2 separate regions of the Homo sapiens genome follow, and region 2 is linked to region 1. Evidence: chromatin contacts called from ENCODE Hi-C or POLR2A ChIA-PET data. All regions are on one chromosome and are shown on one strand. Each heading gives the region's core, a stretch centred on a gene start or an enhancer-like site at or near the end of the contact. The rest is flanking DNA. Distances are from core to core; before and after follow the strand shown. Region 1 overlaps SPATA45 (spermatogenesis associated 45). Region 2 holds the start of LINC02773 (long intergenic non-protein coding RNA 2773).

Region 1 (6,509 bases), core at 2,566-5,065:
TTGCTCTGACACCCAGGCTGGAGTGCAATGGCACAATCTCAGCTCACTGCAACCTTCACCTCCCAGGCTTAAGTGATCCTCCCACCTAGGCCTTCCAAAGTGTTGGGATTATAGGCGTGAGCCACTGCGCCTGGCCACTTTATTTTATTTTATTTTTTGAGACAGAGTCTCACACTGTCGCACAGGCTGGAGTGCAATCGCGTGATCTCAGCTCACTGCAACCTCTGCCTCCCGGGTTCAAGCGACTCTCATGCCTCAGGCTCCTGAGTAGCTGGGATTACAGGTGCCTGCCACCATGCCTGGCTAATTTTTTGTATTTTTAGTAGAGACAGGGTTTCACTATGTTGGCCAGGCTGGTCTTGAACTCCTGACCTTGTGATCTGCCCGCCTTGGCCTCCCAACGTGCTGGGATTACAGGCATGAGCCACAGCGCCTGGCCGCCACTTTTAAAAAATAAAATCCCTTTGGATACTTATTGGGAAAGTAACACCCAAAATATTAATGGATGTCTCTGGATCGAGAGTAATTTTAACTTTTCTACTTTATCTTTTTCTGTATTTTCTTAATTATCTACCATGAATATGTATTATTTTTATAATCATGTATTAAACATGTATTATTTATCTATTACATTATTAATATATGTAATAAACATGTATTATTTTTATAATCAGAAGAAATAATGCTTCTAAAAGCAAAAAACAATGCATAGTATAATTTTAAAAAACAATAATATATCCTCTTACCATATCTTTTTAACCTTTGTTTCCCCTGAAGAACACCTAAAAAACAAAAAATAAAACCCTTAAGAAACAATAATAAAAAGTGAGGTGTGGCCGGGTACGGTGGCTCATGCCTGTAATCCCAGCACTTTGGGAGGCCGAGGCGGGTGGATCACAACTTCAGGAGTTCGAGACCAACCTGGCCAATATGGTGACACCCCGTCTTTACTAAAAATACAAAAAAAAAAAAAAATTAGCTGGGCATGGTGGTGCATGCCTGTAATCCCAGCTACTCAGGAAGCTGAGGCAGGAGAATTGCTTGAACCCTGGAGGCGGAGGTTGCAGTGAGCTGAGATCGAGCCACTGCACTCCAGCCTTGGCAACAGAGTGAGACTCCATCTCAAAAAATAAAAAAATAAAAAAAAAGTGAGGTGTGCTGTCCGGGCACAGTGGCTGACACCTGTAATCCCAGCACTTTGGGAAGCTGAGGTGGGTGGATCACCTGAGGACAGGAGTTCGAGACCAGCCTGGCCAGCATGGCGAAACCCCATCTCTACTGATAATAGAAAAATTAGCCAGGCATGGTAGTGCGCGCCTGTAATTCCAGCTACTTAGGAGGCTGAGGCACAAGAATCACTTGAATCTGGAAGGTGGAAGTTGCAGTGAGCTGAGATCATGCCACTGTGTGTCAACCTGGGCGACAGAGCAAGACCCTGTCTAAAAAAATAAGTAAATAAAAAAGTGAAGCGTGGGGTGGGAGGCTTGGTGGTGGTTGTGGTGTTATTTTATAGAAGGCAAAAAGAGAAACTGGCAAACGTGATTGTGAATACTGGCTTCTGAGTCAAAAAGACAATTGAAAGTATTTTTTCATTTGTTTGTAGGACAGCAAGAATCACTTGACAATTGGTTTGTGACCATAATGGCATCTATAAACAGAACCATTGAAATAATGAAAAAACATGGAGTAAGCAAACAACATCTCCTGGAGGAGATAAACAAAAAGCGTGAATCCAACTGCTTGGTGGAACGAAGCAATCAAGTCAGCTTACTGAGAGTTCAAAAGAGGCACTTCCCGGATGCCTATCAGTCCTTTACTGATACCACAACCAAAGAGCCTGTTCCCAACAGTGGCAGGAGCTCCTGGATCAAGCTGAGTCTCCTTGCTCACATGGAGAGAAAGCACTTTCCACCAAAAAGTAAGAAGTTATCATAGGATTTTTTTTTTTTTTTTTGAGATGGAGTTTTGCTCTTGTCGCCCAGGCTGGAGTGCAGTGGCGCGATCTCAGCTCACTGCAACCTCCACCTCCCGGGTTCAAGCGATTCTTCTGTCTCAGCCTCCCAGGTAGCTGGGAATACAGGCACCTGCCACCACGCCTGGCTAATTTTTTTGTATTTTTTAGTAGAGACGGGATTTCACCTTGTTGGCCAGGCTGGTCTCAAACTCCTGACCTCAGGTGATCCACCCACCTCGGCCTCCTAAAGTGCTGCGATTACAGGCATGAGCCACCACACCCAGCCTATGATAGGATTCTTTTTTTGTTTTTTGAGACAGAGTTTTGCTCTTGTTGCCCAGGCTGGAGTGCAATGGCACGATCTCAGCTTACAGCAACCTCCATCTGGATTCAAGCGATTCTCCTGCCTTAGCCTCTCGAGTAGCTGGGATTACAGGCATGCACCACGAAGTCTGACTGATTTTTTTGTATTTTTAGTAGAGACCGGGTTTCTTCATGTTGGTCAGGCTGGTCTTGAACTCCCAACGTCAGGTAATCCACCCACCTTGGCCTCTCAAAGTGCTGGGATTACAGGCGTGAGCCACCGTGCCCGGCCTATGATAGGATTCTTAACCAATGTATAGGAATGATTTGTAGGTATTCCTAAAAATTAGGAAGAATTTCTGGGATTGAAAGAGGTCCCCTGAGTATTGCCCTGGTATAGCATAAAGGCAATCTGTTTGAAGGTAAAAGTGTCATTAAACTAGGCTGGTGGATTGTAAGATCTATTATAGACCAGAGACTCTCTTTTTTTATGCATACAGAATCCCAGGCCTCAGCTTCAGGCCATCTCATTCAGTAGACTCTAGGGAGGTGCCTGGAAATCTGCATTCTCAGCAGACTAAGGTGATGCTGATGCCAATGGCCTGAGAACCACATTTTGATAAGAGTTGTTATAATAGTTACAATAGACCACAAAAACTTCAGAAACCTGCTATCTCGTCAATTTCTCTGGCCTTTACAAACATTTCATGTGCAAAATTGAGGTGCAGTGGAGATCCTTTTGATGACAAATATCACACAAAAAGCCCTAATAAAATGTGGAGAGGCCGGGCGCGGTGGCTCACACCTCCAGTCCCAGCACTTTGGGTGGCCAAGGCAGGCGGATCACCTGAGGTCAGGAGTTTGAGACCAGCCTGGCCAACATGGTGAAACCCTATCTCTACTAAAAATGCAAAAATTAGCTGGGCGTGGTGGCACGCACCTTTAGTCCCAGCTACTTGGGAGGCTGAGGCAGGAGAATTGTTTGAATCCCAGAGGTGGAGGTTGCAGTGAGCCGAGATCACTCCGGTGTACTCCAGCCTGGGCGACAGAGTGAGACTCCTTCTCAAAAAAAAAAAAAAGTGGACGAAGGTTGTTGGGGGCAGGGGATGGCATGGTGGTGATGGTGGTGGTATTATTTTATAGGAGGAAGAAGGGGAGCTGATAAATACCTTCATTGTGAATACTTGTTTCTTAGTCTAGGCAGGCAGCTGAGATAGCATTTTTTCATTTATTTGAAAAAAAGAGAAGGGGGTGTGTAATCATATCTAATACAACCAACAAATTATTAATTTAGATCAGAAACAAAAGAATCACCACACTTGAGATTTCAATTCTTTGATGTGGCTGTGACTTTACACTTGCCCAGTGCTCTTAGGAAGTGGAGTAGAGTGTGATACAGTGTGGTGTAGAAAGCTGAGATTCTCCACTGTGTTTAGAGTTAATTTGTAACAGTCATGTGTTTGTTTTATTCAAAAATAACTCTAGGGCTGGGCAAGGTGGCTCATGCCTATAATCCTAGCATTTTGGGAGGCCGAGGTGGGCGGATCACCTGAGATGAAAGGAGGAAGTATTACGTCTCACTTTAAATCAAAAGCTAGAAATGATTAAGCTTAGTGAGGAAGGCATGGCAAAAGCCAAGATAGGCCAAAAGCCAGGCCTCTTGTGCCAGTCATTTATCCAAATTATCAATGCAAAGGAAAAACCCTTGAAGGAAATTTAAAATTCCCTTTAGTGAACACACAAATGATAAGAAAGCAAAACAGCCTTATTGCTGATAGGGAGAAAGTTTCAGTGATCTGGACAGATGAACCCAGCCACAACATTTCCTTAAGTCAAAGCCTAACCCAGAGCAAGGCCCCAACTCTCTTCAATTCTGTGAAAGCTGAGTCTCTCTGTCACCCAGGCTGAAGTGCAATGACGTGATCTCAGCTCACTGCAACCTCTGCCCCCAGGTTCAAGTGCTTCAGCCTCCCAAGTAGCTGGGATTGCCTGCCACCACGCCTGGCTAATTTTTTTTTTTTTTTTTTTTTGTATTTTAGTAGAGATGGGGTTTCGTCATGTTGGCCAGACTGGTTTCAAACTCCTGGCTTCAAGTGATCCACCCATCTCGGCCTCCCAAAGTGCTGGGATTATAGGCTTGAGCCACTGAGCCCGGCCAGGAGGCCATTATTCTAAGTGAAGTGACTCAGGAATGGAAAACCAAATATTGTCTGTTCTCACTTATAAGTGGGAGCTAAGCTATGAGGATGCAAAGGCATAGGAATTATATAATGGACTTTAGGAACCCCAAGGGAAAGAAAGGTAAAAGAGGGGCAAGGAATAAAAGACTATATGCTCGGTTGATGGGTGCACCAAAATCTCAGAAATCACCGCTGAAGAACTTACCCATGTAACCAAAACCTACCTTTACCCCAAAAACTACTGAAATTAAAAATAAACAAAAGAAACCACCCTATCTAAGCAGCACTCCTCAACACTCTATAATCCCTTACCCAGCTTTCTTTTTTACCACAGTGTTTATCACTCCCTAATGAAGGCTAGGCTCCTTGAAGGCAGGGATGGTATCTGCTTTTTTCACCACTTTATCTTCAGTCCCTAGAACAGTGTCTGGCACAAATTAGGAACTCAGGAAACGTTTCCTGGCTGATTGAATAAATGTTGGGACATGGAATATACTTTCCCAGAAGTAGTGGTAGAACTTACCTCATTCCTCTCGAGACCAATAGCTATGTCCTTGGGCAATGGCTCACAAACCTAAGAGTTTCTCACAGCAACCTTAGTTGGTTGCTGTGGAATAATCTTTAGAAATGCAGGAGGGTAATAATACAGTAATTTTGCTGGACATATTCAATACGAATTGGAAGGCACTGTACTCCTTTCCTTTGCATACCTGTGCAAGAGGAAGAAACACTCATTTACTCTTTATTCATTCAACGAATATATATCAGTGCTTACTTGATGTCAGGCACTCTTCTACGTGCTTGTCAATACAGTGATGAATAAAATCTTGCCTCAAAAAGCTTAGGTTTTGGTGTGCTGGCTCATGCCTGTAATCCTAGCACTTTGGTAGGCTGAGGCAGGAGGATCCCTTGAGCCCAGGAGTTTGAGAGTAGCCTGGGCAACATAGAGAGACCTCTTCTCTATTTCTAAAAAAAAAAAAAAAAAAAAAAAAAAGCTTAGATTTCACTGGGTAGAGAGCCAGATAAACAAGTTAAAAAATAGTACATTTCAGCCGGGCACAGTGGCTCACGCCTGTAATCCCAGCATTTTGGGAGGCCGAGGCGAGTGGATCACCTGAGGTCAGGAGTTCGAGACCAGCCTGACCAACATGGTGAAACCCCACAAAAATTAGCTGGGCATGGTGGTGCATGCCTGTAATCCTAGCTACTCTGGAGGCTGAGGCAGAAGAATCACTGGAATCCGGGAGGAGGAGGTTGCAGTGAGCAGAGATCGCGCCACTGCACTACAGCCTGGGCAACAAGAGCGAAACTCCGTCTCAAAAAAAAAAAAAAAAAAAAGGAAGTAAATGTCCGATCAGATAGTGATAAATGGGTAAGAGCTATGGGGAAACAGAAAACAGCAGGGTGGGGGATAGGAAGTGTTGGATGGAGGGTGTATTGCTGCCCATATAACTATATGGGGATTACTATCCAGGGCATGAGGGATGACCCAGGACTCCTGGGTTCCTTGAGGAGTCCAGTGTAAACAGGGATAAGGGACAGAATGAGATTAGTCCTGATGGTCGAACCTAGCGGTGGTCTAACCTGGTGGGGAGGCCTGTGTGTTGAGGGGAAGTAATGTTACAGATTTTGCATAGAGTATTTGGAGTTCTGGGTGATCCTCTTTGCTTCTATTAATAGTGACGTGAAGACTAGGAAAGAAGTTCTCTTAGTCCGAGATTTCCAGGCCCTCTTTTCAATCTTCCACTTGGAGATGTGGAGCCCAAAAGGGGGGCAGTTTATTTAAATATATAGAATTAAAAACACCTGGGTTCAAGTTTTGCCTCTGTCATTGACTAGTATCATGCTTTTAGTAATTTGAGGTTTTTTTTTTTTTTTTTAGAGGCAGAGTCTTGCTCTGTCACTGGGGCTGGAGCGCAGTGGTGTGATCATAGCTCACTGTATCCTCAACCTCCTGGGCTCGAGCGATCCTCCTACCTCTCAGCCTCCCGAGTAGCTGGGACTATAGGCATGTGCCACCATGCTTGGCTAACTTTTGTATTTTTTTAATAGAGTCTGGATTTTGCCATGTT
Region 2 (6,509 bases), core at 1,862-4,361, 170 kb after region 1:
AAGCCCAGTGGCACTTTATTAAATACAGTCTTCTCTATCTTAGGGTGTGGGCTTAGTCCCCTCAGTGAGGGGGCTGACGTGGCATCTGGGCCACTTTCACACAGTGGTCAGCCCCGCCGAGCACAGTGGACACCCAACCACTGCTCCTTCCATTCTCTCTCTCATTCTCCCTGGTACTCAAGATGGTGCTGCTTCTGAAAGGGTTAAACTTTATATGACTGTGTTGGTAGAAAGACAAATACATTAAATTCTCTTTCAACATCAAGTTCATTTTTTCTGATTTTAAAAGAAATTAAAATATTTACATAGGCCCCTAAAAGCAAGATAGGCCCTTGGTGATGCTACTGTGCACGTATATAAAGCTGCCACTTTACTAGCTATGTGGACTTGGGCAATTTACTTAACCACTCTAGGCTTTAGTTTTCTCATTTGTAAAATGGGGATAATGATAGCACCCAATTCGCAGAATTAAATGTCAGCTATGACTTGCCTGCATTGCGAAGTTAAAAATAGGGAAACACAAAGGATAATATCTTCTTGATTTCTTTTTATGCTCTGATCCAATATCAAATCTAGCTTTTCAACTTATTTTTGGCAAACATAAACTTCCTATTTCAAAGGAAAAGCACTAGAAAGAACAAATGAAACCAAACCAAAAGCTCTTCCGAGACATCCAAGGACTCTTGCCAAACAGCAACTTGATGAGTTCACAGTAAATGAATCAGAGACATATGGTTTAGATTCCCCACTCAAAGTCCTCAGGGGGAAACAGGAAGGCCGAGGACTCCAGAGAGCAGCTGGCCGTGTCAGCCCCACTCTGCCAGCTGAGCAAGAGATTACGATGCCCTGGAGCCCCTCAGGCATCTCCCGGATGATCCTTTCCCCTGGGCTCAACTCACGTTTCTCATTTGACTCTGTCTTCCCCCAGAAGGAAGATGTCACCCAGGAACCCTAACTGGAAACCGGACAGTTACCAGGGCACCCAAAACCCAATATTTGGTTATTACTTCATCCTTGACCTTCATTCCATTCATTCCCAGCTGCAGACAGTAGGATTTCTAAGGAAGAGTTAAGAGGGTAGAGGTGGTGGACTGTCTCTCTGTGATTGTTGTTTTCCAGGAACTCAGCTTGTTGCCAGGGAGATGTCACACACTAGAATGTTCCCACTGACCAGCAAGGGAACTCTGGAATGACTCATGTGAGGACCTGCCCCAGGAAAGGGAGGGTTATGGCCTAAAACCACACCACCCCCCTCATTGTATCAAACTCCATCCTTTTCAATGACAACTTCAGCCCCTCCCCTTCCCCCACCAGGAAGCCTTCCTAGATGAACCAGAAGCACTGTCTACCCCAAGCCACCCTCACACCTCCAACACTTCATTTGCATATGTGGTTAGCTTTTTAATGATATCAGAGCAATCTGTGAACAGCTTCAGCAGGGGGCCCTCTGGCAGAATTGAATAAATTGGACGGTTAAAGACCTGATTGAGGCCAGGTTTGTTGGCTCACTCCTGCAATCCCAGCGCTTTGGGAGGCCTAGGAGGGAGGATTGATTGAGCACAGGAGTTTGAGATCAGCTCCAGGCAACATGATGAGATCCCCATCTCTAAAATATAAAATAAAAATTAGCCAGGTGTGGTGGCAGGCACCTGTAGTCCCAACTACTCAGAAGACTGAGGTGGGAGGATCGCTTGAACCCCAGAGTTCGAGCCTGCTATGAGCCATGATTGTGCCACTGCACTCCAGCCTGGGCAACAGAGTGAGACCCTGTCTCAAAAATTAAAAAAATATATATATGACTGAGAGCCAGCTTGGTAAAGCCTTCAGAGCCAATGTGCCCTGCAGTCCGTCAACACACATGGAATGATTGCGCACTGGGGAACTGCAGTGCAAGACAGAGATGTGGAAGAAAGACTTGACTCTCAGAGATAGAAAAGTCAGGAAAGACACAAATAAAAACCCCAAAGAACTCCCAGACACAGACCTCTACAAACTGACTTGTTAACCTTTTGGGCCCGATCACAGCAGAAGCAAGGGCTCCACACCATACGAACCTGGGTCAAGGCTAAGGTGCCGGGGCCGGCTTCTTCTCCTCTGCTCAAGCAGGCTTTATATGGAGCACACTCTCTCCAGGACACAAAACAAGAACCATGCCCCTTCCACCCTGGCCCCCCTTACCCTCTCAGAAGGGGCTCCCTGGCCTAGCAGAGAGCAAAAGGCTACAGGTCTCACCACTGAAAGCTGGGCACCACCCGCCCCAAAGCAGAGAAGTGGAGGAGAGGACACTAGGTAGCTGCGCTAGCAGGGTTGTGCATGAAGCCAGCACCTGAGAGAAGACAGGAGGGAGGCAGAATTGAAGCCAGAGGCGGTGGTTTTTGGTGGTCACTATGGCCCACTCTAATTACTATGCACCAGGCGAGAGTCTGTGCTGGGTGCTCCTGAACATACAGATATGCAAGACACGGCCCTTGGGGGTGGGATGTCCTATAGGAGAAATTAGCCAAAAACGCAAGGCTGCCTGCATTGAATGCCAAATGATGGACACACACCATAAGTGTCAGAGGAAAAGAAATAATATTTACTGAGTACTTACTATGTGTTAAAGCACCTGTAAATGGTTTAGATGTATTTAATTTTTCCAACAGCCCATGAAGTGATTACTGGTATTATTTCCACTTTATGGATGAGAAAATTGAGGCTCAAAGAGTCTTAAAACACTTGCTTGGTGTCACACAATTTTTCATGGTAGATTCAGATTTTCAACTCAAAATTCTACCTCTCCAAGTGCGCGCGCGCGGACCCACGCACATGCATGGTTTTCTTGATGGGAGAGGATTTTGGGAAAGAGAGGTGACACCAGGCACGGGACTCTGGCTCCTACGCATAACTTATTTTTGACACATAGAGGGAACTTCGACGGCTACGTTTTCAAGCAGAGGGATGTCTTCTAACGAAGAGTTCATTTTTGATGTTTAGTTGTGCAGTCGTTAAGTCTGCGAGTTGCGATCCTGCTTCAGTTGTGCTGTGGGAGCGCAGTGGCCCAGGACTGGCTGGCCCGGCTGGGGAGGAGCCCAGGGAAAGAGGAAGGGAGGGCAGGGGAGGGGAGAAGCAGCTGTCCCCGGGCTGCCTGGGAGTCACTGGGGAGTCCTAGCCCGCCCTTGGGCCTAGGGCTCCCTGATGCGGCCTCCACTCTTCGCAGGGCCAGGGGGCGAGGAAGGAGGAGGGAGGGAAGAGGGAAGCTGGGGAGTGGGAGAGCGTCCTCCACGACCGCTTGGGTCCTCCGCGGGGCAGCCTCGGGGAGGGTGGCTGCAGGGCCCGGAGTCGCCTGGATCGCAGCGCCATCTCGTGGCTGCTGGCAGGTCTGCCTTGGGCCCTCTTGGCACAAGGCAAGGAAACAGGAGCTCTTCCCATCAGTGACAGGTGCCCGCCGGCCCGCAGTGAGTCCCAGGGGGCTTTCTCCTGCGTCAGGGAGCCAGGAGGGGAAGGGGGCATGGGTGCTGGGACCAGATTTCCCTGACTCTGTGCTCCTGGGTAAGGACTGATTGTCAAGAGTGGGCTTCCAGTTCTACCCCAGGCCCTGAGGGTCTTGTCCTTTTGCTGGGAGCCCCCACCGTTCTCCCCTACTCCCTCCTGTCTTCTCAAACGATAGCATAATGGAAGAAATCATCCTTAGAGTATGCAGGCCAGAACCCTGCCCCGTTGCGTAAGAGCTGTTGTCCCCGCGTCTCTCTGAGCCTCAACGGTTTTATCTGTTAAAGGGCATAATAACACCAGGAGAAGAATATATTGTAAAGCCTCTAGCACAGTGCCTTCAAGTAGTAGGAACTTAATCCATCCTTGAAGGCGACATCATTGTCAGTGGTTACAACAGGTCTCAATGTTGCGGAAGCTCATGCTTAGCAGATGGTAGGTGCCCTGGGAATATTGCAAACTAGTAGCGATGTCTTCTTAGCTCCAGCCCGAGAATGGGACAGTCCTAGTGCTAGATGTTTGCCTAGTTTCATAGATGATAACAATCCAGCTGGTCTTGCAAACCTAGTAAAAATAGCTGTCTATTCTACCCATCAGCCCAGGAGAATGCTCCAGTGTCACCAGTGACTCCTGCTCCCACATCTGCCTACAGGAAGCCCTCTTGGAACAAAAGCATCTCACTTCTGGGAGGCATCAAGGTAGTGAGGGGAGAGGGCAGTGGTGTGGGTTACACAGACCTGGGGCTCCCTTACCAGGTGAGGACCTGGAGCAGGCCACTAACCTCTCCAAACCCCATGTTTGTCATCTGTAAATCAGGGATATTATTATACTTCCCACCTCTTTAGGCTTGTATGGAATTGAATGAGATTATTAATGTAAAACACTTAGCACGGTGGTTTTAGTGTGCATCAGCATCACCTGAGGATTTATTAAAATATGAGTTGCTGGGCCCCACCTCAAGTTTCTCAAGCTGTAGGACCGTGGTGTGGCTCAATAATTTATTTGCACTTCTAATTTGCATCTCGGGGGATGTTGGTGCAATCTGTCCAGGAACCAGGCTTTGAGAAGGACTAATCTGGCACATACTAGATCTGCAATGAATTTTTTTATTATACTTTAAGTTTTAGGGTACACGTGCACAACGTGCAGGTTTGTTACATATGTATACATGTGCCATGTTGGTTTGTTGCACCCAGTAACTCATCATTTAACATTAGGTATATCTCCAAATGCTATCCCTCCCCCCTCCCCCCACCCCACAATAGGCCCCAGTGTGTGATGTTCCCCTTCCTGTGTCCACGTGTTCTCATTGTTCAATTCCCACCTATGAGTGAGAACATGCGGTGTTTGGTTTTTTGTCCTTGCGATAGTTTGCTGAGAATGATGGTTTCCAGCTTCATCCATGTCCCTACAAAGGACATGAACTCATCATTTTTTTATGGCTGCATAGTATTCCATGGTGTATATGTGCCACATTTTCTTAATCCATTCTGTTATTGTTGGACATTTGGGTTGGTTCCAAGTCTTTGCTATTGTGAATAGTGCCGCAATAAACATACGTGTGCATGTGTCTTTATAGCAGCATGATTTATAATCCTTTGGGTATATACCCAGTAATGGGATGGCTGGGTCAAATGGTATTTCTAGTTCTAGATCCCTGAGGAATTGCCACACTGACTTCCACGATGGTTGAACTAGTTTACAGTCCCACCAACAGTGTAAGTGTTCCTATTTCTCCACATCCTCTCCAGCACCTGTTGTTTCCTGACTTTTTAATGATCGCCATTCTAACTGGTGTGAGATGGTATCTCACTGTGGTTTTGATTTGCATTTCTCTGATGGCCAGTGATGATGAGCATTTTTTCATGTGTCTGTTGGCTGCATAAATGTCTTCTTTTGAGAAGTGTCTATTCATATCCTTCACCCACTTTTTGATGGGGTTGTTTTTTTCTTGTAAATTTGTGTGAGTTCGTTGTAGATTCTGGATATTCGCCCTTTGTCAGATGAGTAGATTGCAAAAATTTTCTCCCATTCTGTAGGTTGCCTGTTCACTCTGATGGTAGTTTCTTTTGCTGTGCAGAAGCTCTTTAGTTTAATTAGATCCCATTTGTCAATTTTGGCTTTTGTTGCTATTGCTTTTGGTGTTTTAGACATGAAGTCTTTGCCCACGCCTATGTCCTGAATGGTATTGCCTAGGTTTTCTTCTAGGGTTTTTACGGTTTTAGGTCTAACATTTAAGTCTTTAATCCATCTTGAATTAATTTTTGTATAAGGTATAAGGAAGGGATCCAGTTTCAGCTTTCTATATATGGCTAGCCAGTTTTGCCAGCATCATTTGTTAAATAGGGAATCGTTTCCCCGTTTCTTGTTTTTGTCAGGTTTGTCAAAGATCAGATGGTTGTAGATATGCAGCATTATTTCTGAGGGCTCTGTTCTGTTCCATTGATCTATATCTCTGTTTTGGTACCAGTACCATGCTGTTTTGGTTACTGTAGCCTTGTAGTATAGTTTGAAGTCAGGTAGCGTGATGTCTCCAGCTTTGTTCTTTTGGCTTAGGATTGACTTGGCAATGCGGGCTTTTTTTTGGTTCCATATGAACTTTAAAGTAGTTTTTTCCAATTCTGTGAAGAAAGTCATTGGTAGCTTGATGGGGATGGCATTGAATCTATAAATTACCTTGGGCAGTATGGCCATTTTCATGATATTGATTCTTCCTACTGATGAGCATGGAATGTTCTTCCATTTGTTTGTATCCTTTTTTATTTCATTGAGGAGTGGTTTGTAGTTCTCCTTAAAGAGGTCCTTCACATCCCTTGTAAGTTGGATTCCTAGATATTTTATTCTCTTTGAAGCAGTTGTGAATGGGAATTCACTCATGATTTGGCTCTCTGTTTGTCTGTTTTTGGTGTATAAGAATGCTTGTGATTTTTGCACATTGATTTTGTATCCTGAGACGTTGCTGAAGTTGCCTATCAGATTAAGGAGATTTTGGGCTGAGACAATAGGGTTTTCCAGATATACAATCATGTCATCTGCAA

What was found. A loop is a pair of places that touch in the nucleus more often than their neighbours do. ChIA-PET counts read pairs that join two places held with the same protein, here RNA polymerase II (POLR2A). Pooled maps may share reads with other maps.
Region 2: a pooled map shows a loop between it and region 1 (2.2-fold over the local background). The contact joins the promoter of LINC02773 here to the enhancer-like site in region 1. A Hi-C loop is called at or near these places in 1 of 37 single-sample maps with no recorded cell type and 2 of 50 pooled maps. POLR2A ChIA-PET finds 5 or more read pairs at or near these places in 3 of 52 experiments (A549, PC-3 and activated T-cell).

Annotation. Positions count from the first base shown.
Region 1 is chr1:212,831,282-212,837,790 of GRCh38, reverse strand. It overlaps SPATA45 (spermatogenesis associated 45), which reads left to right. Exons shown (of 3, transcript NM_001024601.3): 2 at 1,604-1,918. The coding sequence starts at 1,642. Among named protein-coding and RNA genes, the nearest start is that of SPATA45, 13 kb to the left of the region's middle. Within about 2 kb of position 3,815, at least 7 of the 41 ENCODE cell types and tissues checked have a DNase peak (open chromatin) inside an H3K27ac peak, as active enhancers do.
Region 2 is chr1:212,662,247-212,668,755 of GRCh38, reverse strand. It overlaps LINC02773 (long intergenic non-protein coding RNA 2773), which reads left to right and starts at 3,111. Exons shown (of 4, transcript NR_183483.1): 1 at 3,111-3,437; 2 at 4,069-4,169. RefSeq lists silencers at 1,272-1,491, 3,047-3,356.